Linked DNA regions of Homo sapiens: region 1 is linked to region 2. Evidence: chromatin loops called from intact Hi-C (ENCODE). Cell type or tissue: ascending aorta. All regions are shown on one strand. Each heading gives the region's core, and the rest is flanking DNA. Links, peaks and the distances in the headings are about the cores only.

What was found. Hi-C counts contacts between places; a loop is a spot of excess contacts. Peaks named below come from ENCODE experiments on the same cell type or tissue, not always from the same donor. Only the 100,000 strongest peaks of a DNase experiment are listed, where the experiment ranks them.
Region 1: it touches region 2 in a loop (3-fold over the local background); 10 of 110 quality-filtered maps call a loop at or near these places.

The regions. Positions count from the first base shown.
Region 1 is chr21:38,657,937-38,662,328 of GRCh38, reverse strand. It overlaps a transcript of ERG not described here. Among named protein-coding and RNA genes, the nearest start is that of LINC00114, 110 kb to the left of the region's middle. In ascending aorta, for the core only: no CTCF peak of the experiment used is centred there; DNase peaks (open chromatin) are centred at 908 and 1,608; H3K4me3 peaks cover 4,000 bases; H3K27ac peaks cover 4,000 bases.
Region 2 is chr21:38,710,257-38,714,648 of GRCh38, reverse strand. No RefSeq gene overlaps it. Among named protein-coding and RNA genes, the nearest start is that of LINC00114, 61 kb to the left of the region's middle. In ascending aorta, for the core only: a CTCF peak has its summit at 2,347; a DNase peak (open chromatin) is centred at 2,388; H3K27ac peaks cover 651 bases.

The sequences.
Region 1 (4,392 bases), core at 93-4,092, 52 kb after region 2:
AACAGGAAATGGAGCCCTGAAACTTTTTTTTTTTTTCCTAACTGGAAAGTGCGCGGGGAGGGGGCACACTCACCCTGCCCACATCCAACCCTGAGCCTGACCCAGACTTGGGGGTCTCCGTGTGTTTTTTCTTCCCTCTCTTTTTTTCTATTATTTTGGCAGACTTTTTGGAATGTCTGGGAGCTAAGGGCTTTGCTTCATGGAGCAGAATTCTGAAGCAAGAAAAAGAGAAAGTTATAGACTAAACCACAGAAATGTAAACACGTCTGCAGCTAAAATAACTCCACTTTCATTGAAAACACTCCTCCCTCACAATCAGACTTCTGTGTGCTATGGTCAATAAAACTGCATGTTAATAGCGACCAATTAATAGATTATGTTGCTCGGCCTTAAAAGTTGAGGGAGTTTTAATTATTATTTTTCAAATTAAAGGAGTGCTTATTCCCTCCCTTCCCTTGGGGTGGGGGGCGGGGGGAGACTTAGCTTTCTTTCTGGCTGTTTGCTGAAATTCTTGGCTGTTAAAGTTTGGAGAGGGAGGGACATGGGTAGTTTTCACTTGGTCGGAATGGGGAGAGTGTGCAAGAGATCGCTGCGGGACAGGTTCCTAGAGATCGCTCCGGGACGGTCGTGACGGCCCCCGAGGGACATGAGAGAAGAGGAGCGGCGCTCAGGTAAGCTGGATTTTGCGGTCGGAATTCGCGTAGAAACGAAAACTTCTGGAAGGGGCTTAGCCCCGAGCCCCGGAGGCGGACAAGCTGAGCCTCCTGGCTGCACCCTTTGGAGGCTGCTGGTTGCAGACGCCGTCGTCTCCCAAGGGCGGCTGTCACCGCGTGCGTCGGTCAGACCAGGCCGCGGTGCCCTCGGCATCCCCGCGTCCCGGCGGCTGTATCCGGCTCCTCCCCACGACCGAGGTCCCGGGCACCGCGCCTCTCCCTCCGGACGCTCTGCGCGACGTCGTCCCAGTTCTCATCAGCATCGAGGGCAGTCCGCGGTCATTTTATAAACGTCTTAGTGTCGCAACCGTTTTCACTTTTACTATTTTCAATGTTTGCAACGGTTTTCAATGAGGCTGGAAAAATATCACTTCTCGCTAAAAGCGACCCCGAGTTAGGAGGAGCGCGCACCCCCGCGGCTCCCCCTCCCACACTTTCCCTCCCCTGACCCCCTCTCCTCCCCTCTGGTCCTTCCCTTGCTCCTCGCCCCTCCAGTAGTCGCGTGCTGGGTTCCTTTCCTGCTGGGGCCGGACTCTCTCCTCCGGCCGTCCCAGCCTCTGCTCCTCCGCCTCCCTCCTCCTCTTCCTCCTCCTCCGCCTCCTCCTCTTCCTCCTCCTCTTCCTCCCGGAGCCGCCAGCCGCGTCCTAAACCCGAGCAGGGCGCGTAGTGTCCAAACCTGCCCGCGCGGCCCGCGCTCTTGGCCCCGAGGGCGCGCGCACGGACACGCGAGCACACCCACACCCACGCGCACACGGACACGCGCGCACTCGAAGACTCCCGCGCGCTCGCACCCACGCGCACCTGGCCACGCGCGTGCATTCCCGCCCACGCGTCCCTGCCCCGCCCCCGGCGCGCACTCCGGGTTCGCAAGTCGCGCGTCGGGGCGGCCGCCCTGCTCCGCGATTGGCGGGAGCCGGAGCCTCCCTGAACCCGGCGCCCACACCATGGGCTGAGCCCGTCGGCGCCGAGGGAGTTAGTGCGACCCGGCTCGGCGCGCACGGCCAAGGCACGCGCGCTGGCACACGCGGGCGCGGACACGCGCGGACACACACGTGCGGGACACGCCCTCCCCCGACGGCGGCGCTAACCTCTCGGTAAGTCCAGCGCCCCACGCGACCTGCCCGGCTCCCACGCTGGCTACAGCGGCTGCGGGGACGGGGAGGAAGGCAGCGGGGTGGCCCTAGGGGCTCACTCTGCAGGGCTCTTCCGACGGCGCCGGGACAGGTGGGGCGTCCAGCGCCGGGAGGGACGGCTCGCCAGTGCGGGGTCCCAGGGAGGCGCGTGCAGTCGGGTGCGGATGGAGAGGAGGGGGCACCCCGAAATTGACAAGGGCCAGGAGAGCACACCGCGGGGACTTCATCTGGGGCCCCGACCAAGAGGTTATTTGTCCTTGTCTGGAGTGGAAATCAGGGTTGAACTAAAAAAGCTGACGCTTGGCCTAAAGTAGGGACCAGGTTTGAGGCTGGGTTGTCACTGTCCGCTGGGTCCTGATGGTGGAATGACCCCCGACGGCGCCTTCCCGCACACCCCGCAACACCGGCTCTGGGACCAGCTCTCAGCGCCAGGAGCGGTCCCTTTCCTTTCCCACTCTCAGTCTCAGTCTTTTCACCTTTCCATTCTTCAGCCTGCAGCTGTTAAGTTTATTTGCCTCCAGTTTACCACCCTAATTGCAAAACTTGGCATGTTAAAAAAAATATAGTCTGTATTTTATCAGCTAGCCTTACCTGGTTTCTGTCTGAAATACATCGTCCGTTTATTGCTATGGTATGTTGCATAGATGCATAGAGGCATTAATTATCTTTTAAGTACAGGACAAATTCTGTTATTAATAGCAGACTACACTGCGCAATAAAATGGATAAACAATTTCAATGAGGATGTGGATTTAATACAACTCATCGTTAATCTAAAGATAGTTTCCTTTATCTTTCAAAATAACATATTCGTATGTGCTACAGGTTTCACTCTGTACATGTCTCTATAGCTTTTGTAGTTCAGAAAACTTTCAATGTGAGTAAAAATACATTTTATTCTTCCCTGGGTGACATACATAGGACACAGAGTTTATTTACCTTTGGGACTATTTTTGACTGTTTTCCATTCTCTCCAAGTAGTTTAGAGCCCCTGAAGGGAGAACTGTCACAGTCCCAAAGTTAACCCTTGCTCCGCTGGCATTGGCTGGTGCCCGCTCCCGGGGCAGGCCAGAGCTCATAGCCTTCATCCACAGGAGGATCAGGCAACAGACGTTGCGAAGAACCCAACCATGTAAATTAATTCACCATGTGTCAAATTATTAATAAGCTAATTACACCATTGAAATTATAATTCTAGCAGAAACGGTGAGCTATGTAAACTTGTGGCTAATATATCAAGTTTTACAATTCTCAAGAAAGGCTTTAGAAGAGCTACACACATCACAAATGCTATTTGCCATTTGGTAATCCTAGCTTCGGTTTGGGTCAATGGCTTTTGGAAAGTACACTGAATTAGCAAATGGGTAATCCGTCTCAAGATATTTGTTAAGGAATATATAATTCCAGTAGCACTTATAATTCCAGTTTCTTCTCTTTTGTAACATTTTATAATTACTTCATTCTATTTAAAAAAATTTAGAGTAGAATTGTAGTACATGATTTCACGTTTATCTGTTATTTCATGAGGAATTATTGGTGATTTAATCTTTAGCTAAAATTTAGAAAATTAGCATTTACCATTGAAGGGATTGTGTGAGGGGCTGCATTCACACCTGTATATAAACATTCCCCCCTCCACGTTCCACGTTTTGCTTTTATATTAAAGAAAAACCTTGTTGAGTTTTTAATCTTATAAAATCAGATATTTTATTTGTGGTAAGACCTAAGATCCCAATGGAATACCAGATACATAAGTAAGAAGGAAAGCATCTCTGAAAGACGTCAGAAGGAATGTGTAACTCACATACTATTCTACAATGTTATACGTTATGTATCTTTTAAATGCATCTCACATTGTAAGTAGGGTAATAGGAAACTTTCAACACTTTTTTTTTCTAAAAGTAATATTAGTTTTTATTTTTATCTTGCTATCTTTAAACAAAAAAGAAATAAAAGGGGGAATTTATTTCTTCTCAAAACAGAAGAGCTAATGTTTCTGGAATCGTTTCCTATTCCCAGGCAAAAACCGATAGCAAGTCAGTCCCGGTCATAGGATCTGGAGTGGTGGGAAGACATTGTCATAGTGAATAAATGTCTGATGCCTGTTATTTCATAGAACTCCATTGAGAAGGTGTCGACACAGAGCCACCTACGTTTCTAATGAGACTTATGGAGCCTGGGAAGCAGTTTGGTCAAGGTGGCAAAATCCCAGCTCTGTGAGGCATCAGGTCACTTCTCAGTTTAAGTTGACAGCTGATCTCTCTGAATGCAGGTCTCTTTTTGTCACCTCTTTGCTTCTTTACCCCTTGCGTCTGAGCAGTTTTCCAGAGAGCAGGAGTATGGCAAAGGAGTTCTTTTTTCCTTCCCCAGTGTGTAAGGTTACTTGGGCTTTCCCAGGGAGCATGGTCCTTCACAATACAGCTATTGTTTAATGTTCTACACCTTGAATTTGAACCTTAGCAGCAACATTTGTAAGAAAAATAGGCTGATGTAACAGGGACGTTCAGATCTTTGGGGCACAGTTTCCGATGATTATGGTACTTAGTG
Region 2 (4,392 bases), core at 189-4,188:
CCGTCTCTCATTGCATCATTTATAATATGCATTGCAAACTCATGAGATATAGTCATGGGAGGAGAGTTGTTCCTCCCTCTGAAATGCATTAGTTAGATCAGCTGTAAATCAACTCAGTATTTCTTGGGCTTAATTTCTGTATAGACTTTCCACCCCCTTTGAGAATAATGCTATGCTTGGTTATTTGGCATTTTCTGGTTTCCTTACTACTTGATTGGCCTCTTTAGGTCACCCATTGTGTTTTTTAATCTTAATTTTTGGTGAGAAGTTTAGCCAATTGCTTCCAAGAACTACCTTCTTTAAAATAAAGAATAAAAATAGAAACAAAAACAAAAACCAGAAACAGCTTTCTGTTCTAGTCTCTTCTACATAACCCTGAGGATGCCGGGGAGGGCAGTGGGAGAGTGTGAACTTGTCGGAACATATGCTTTTGGTTGACTGTGTGAATGTGCATGGAACACTTACAAGTGATGACTGGAAGTCAAAGTTTCTATAAACTTTTTCCCACTGCCCCTGCCTACACATGGCAAACACCACCATGGGTGGAAAGAATTTTGCATTGACAGCTGGCAGACAGAGATCTTGGGCTCTGGGCTATAACTCGGGCAGCAGTGGGAGGGGAGCACAATTGGCAAAGGGGGAGGATATTTTAGTTCAATCTTATTTTCTTTCTGTTTTATTATCTTTGTGTTAGTAGAATATTGAACACGTGAATGCACCATAGTATCGTTTTGTATTTACTCATTTCAAGGCCAATTCTAGTCCAATGCAGGGAGACAGAACACAGCCAAATTACATTGTTTAATGTAACATACCAATTAAAACTTGGGGGAGAGGCTCGGGGATCTCAGCCTCTTTGGGTTTGGGGGTTTTAGTCTCTAAAATTAGAAAGTTGCTCAGGGAATCACTAAAGTCATTTTCAGCTTTAGCCCTTTAGAATTCTGGAATGGGTCCCTGTTTGTATGATTCTCAGTATCTTCTGCCTTGGATGATGGCAGTGAGTGAATCAGCAAGAGCATGTCCAACAAATAGTCTCAAGGTGGCTCCTGGAGAGACAATGGAAACGGAACAACACCGTGCATAACTAGCACAGTGGCAGAGGGTGGACACTCCCACCTGTGTTCAATTGTTGCACATCAATCTGCATCTTTTTTGGTCACCCCTGAGAAGTAAATCACTGGTGGGTTTGAAATATAGATACTTTATCATGATAAATCCTCTTCCACATCTATAATTCATAAATATTGAAGAAGTGGGTGAAGGAATAAAGAATTTGGAAAGTGTAATGCTTTTATGAAGCAGACTTTGTTGAGTTTATTTAAAGATTATGCATATTTTGTTGGGTTTTTGTGCTGTTAAACTCTTCAGGGAAGAAAGTTTGAACGGTTAATTAAGAAATACCTGTCAGAATTCTATGGTACAATGGAGGAACCATTCAGAAATCAAGAGTGGTTCTTCTAGATGAGTTAAAATTGCAGGGACCAGGGAGTCGGTCATGTGTCTGGATTTTGGAACTTCTTTAAGGAGCCATGAGATATGAATGCGCCCCCCCCCCGCCCCCCCCTCCCCCCACCAAATAACTCAGAGTATGGATTACCGAAGACAAGGCCAAGGGCAGTCTCTACAGATACAAATTATTTGTCCTTGGAGGAGATGGGGGAAAGTAAACTGACCCACTAAAACTAGGGGCTTCTATAGCAAGGAGAAGGTACTTCATATCCCTGAACAGATGTGCTGCTGAGGGCGGGTGGCTGTGCCCTCCCAGCCCCAGGAGCTTTATCTCCGCCTTTAGAGCTTTTGTCTGGGAGAGATATGAAGGGAGTTCAAAGGACCCTAGAAAGGACAGCCTCATATTAGGAAACAGGGCTGACAACTAGGCAGGACAGGGGACAAGCTTAGTCAGTACCTAGGGGTTTGCATTCATTTTACTGCTTGCAGTAAAACAATTTGAAAGCAGATGATACATTCAATGTATCAATACATAGGCTTCTTGGTGGTGATGCTGTATATATTTGCAGCAGACACCATCAGCTGCCCATCCAATGTACATGTCGTCCCCTTTCTATCTAACAAAACCCTCATATGGTTTGTGGCCTCAACATGCCTAGTTAAAGAAAAATAACTCACCCAGGCAACTCTGCTGTTTCCAAAAGCCATACGACATAACAGGGCATTCAAAAGAAGCTGTAAATCGCAGGAAAGGGAGGCCCTCCAGAATAAAAAGGAATTGCTTTTCTGCCTTTGTTCTAGTTATCTTTTTCTTTCTCTTTCCTGCTGGATGGTGAGCCTGAGGACTGTGGTGCAGCAGCACCTTGTGACCTTAAGGCAAAAGCACAGACAAGCACCTCTTGCTAAGGATGAAAAGCTGGAAACAGCCAGATGGCACCAGAGAGTCTGTCCTGCCTGAGCTGAGTTCACCCTGTGTCTATAAGCCACTGTTGGCTTTCCTGTTCCTTGCAGCCAGAGGCAATCCAAATTGATTCAATGTGCTTCTGTCAAGAAAGCTTAAGGTTGAATTTCTAAAAGCAGCATTATTGAAAGAAACTTATCTATCTTCTCTAAGACAGATTTTGCAAACTCAAGTGTTTTTAATGTCATGACATGTAACGCCAGGGTTTAGTAAACCTTTTCTGCAAAGGGCCAGATAATAAATGTTTTTGGCTTTGTAAGCCAAACACAGTCTGTAGCAACTGCACAACTCTGGTGTTGTAGTATGAAACGGCCACAGACAATACATTCATTAATATATTCTTCTTTGTGTTTTGGGAGATATGCCACACCTTTTCTCACTCTCCAAAGCATTGCAGGACGGTTGAATGCTAACTCAAAGCTGAAACACTTTTGACATTTTATTTGAGAAAAAAATAGAAATATTTCCCCTTTTGATCTTTACTTTTAAAGCCCCTTCAATTATTTTCTAACAATATTCTTTTAAAAATGTGGTCCCATCTTTCCGATTAGAGTAATATACAGGCATTGCAGGAAAAAATGGAAAAATCTATTTATTCTACTACACAGAAATTCACTTACTGACACACAAGACATACACATTAAAACAACAGAAGCTCAAATCCATTGAAATGAATATCTCACTAGACTCCACCAGCTTTGGGGCTGGTTTAGTGGTTGTTATAGGAGTTTCGCAGGAGCAGCTGATATAAAAACAGACAGAAATACAGGGATACTGGAGGACACTTTTGTGATGCCCTTCTTCACCTTCCTCTGAGATTGGACTGCTTATCAGAGCTGTTTTCTGGAGGAAGTACTCAGAATACAATGCAGGTTGATTACTTCTGCCACAGCATAATGTCTAGCAGGCATAGCAAAGTCAACCCATTTTCTTACCAAAGAAGGGATCTCTTGATATAATTATTACTACATCTTTTAATTTACTTTTATTCTGATGTTTTCAAAGAAATGCATGCTCATTATACAGAATTTAGAAACATACAAATACCAAGTAGTAAAAAAATAATAATGATATTTTCTCTCTATTCCTGAGCCAACTCATTATACATTGGCATATTTCCTTCCACTTTTATTTCTGGACATTTTCCCCCCTATACATTGTTGATTTTTTTTATTTTTTTTCCTGAAAAATCGTATTTCAAACATTTTCCTGCTATTTAGATCTCTCGATAATCATGTTTGAAGAAGGATATAGAACCCCATCAGAGTGACCCCTTCCCTCATGTTGGACATTTAGGCCTTTGATATTTTATTGCTATAAATAGCTGGCCAGGCACGGTGTCGCATGCCTGTAATCCCAGCACTATAGGAGGCCGAGGCGGGTGGATCACCTGAGGTCAGGAGTTCAAGACCAGCCTGGCCAACATGGTGAAACCCTGTCTCTACTAAAAAATACAAAAATTAACCAGGCATGGTGGCGGGTGCCTGCAATCCCAGCTACTCGGGAGGCTGAGGCAGGAAATTACCTGAACCCGGGAGGGAGAGGTTCCAGTGAGCTGAGATCACACCATTGCACTCCAGCCTGGGCTACAAGAGTGCAACTCCGTCTCAAAAACAAAACAAAACAAAATAAAACAAAACAGCGTTGCCCACAGATTATTTTCTCAGGACAGATGACGAGAATGAAATTACCAAATCAGAATATACGAAAAATGGTAAAGTCAAATTTTTTTCCATAAAAGTTGCTTATTTAAAAAGTTGTGCTGCTACATCCCCCCACAGGAAATCTTGCTGCACTTTCCCCCACACTAAATCACATGGTTGTCACTGTGGCTCTGTTGTTTTCTGATTCCAAGTGTGATTAAATGTGACTTTTTTTTACATCTCTTGATTTCTTTTTCTCCTTCTATTTTTCCTCCTCTCCTCTTTTCTTCCTCTGTCTTCTCCTTTCTTTTTCTTTTAAAAATACTTAGACCTTCTGCT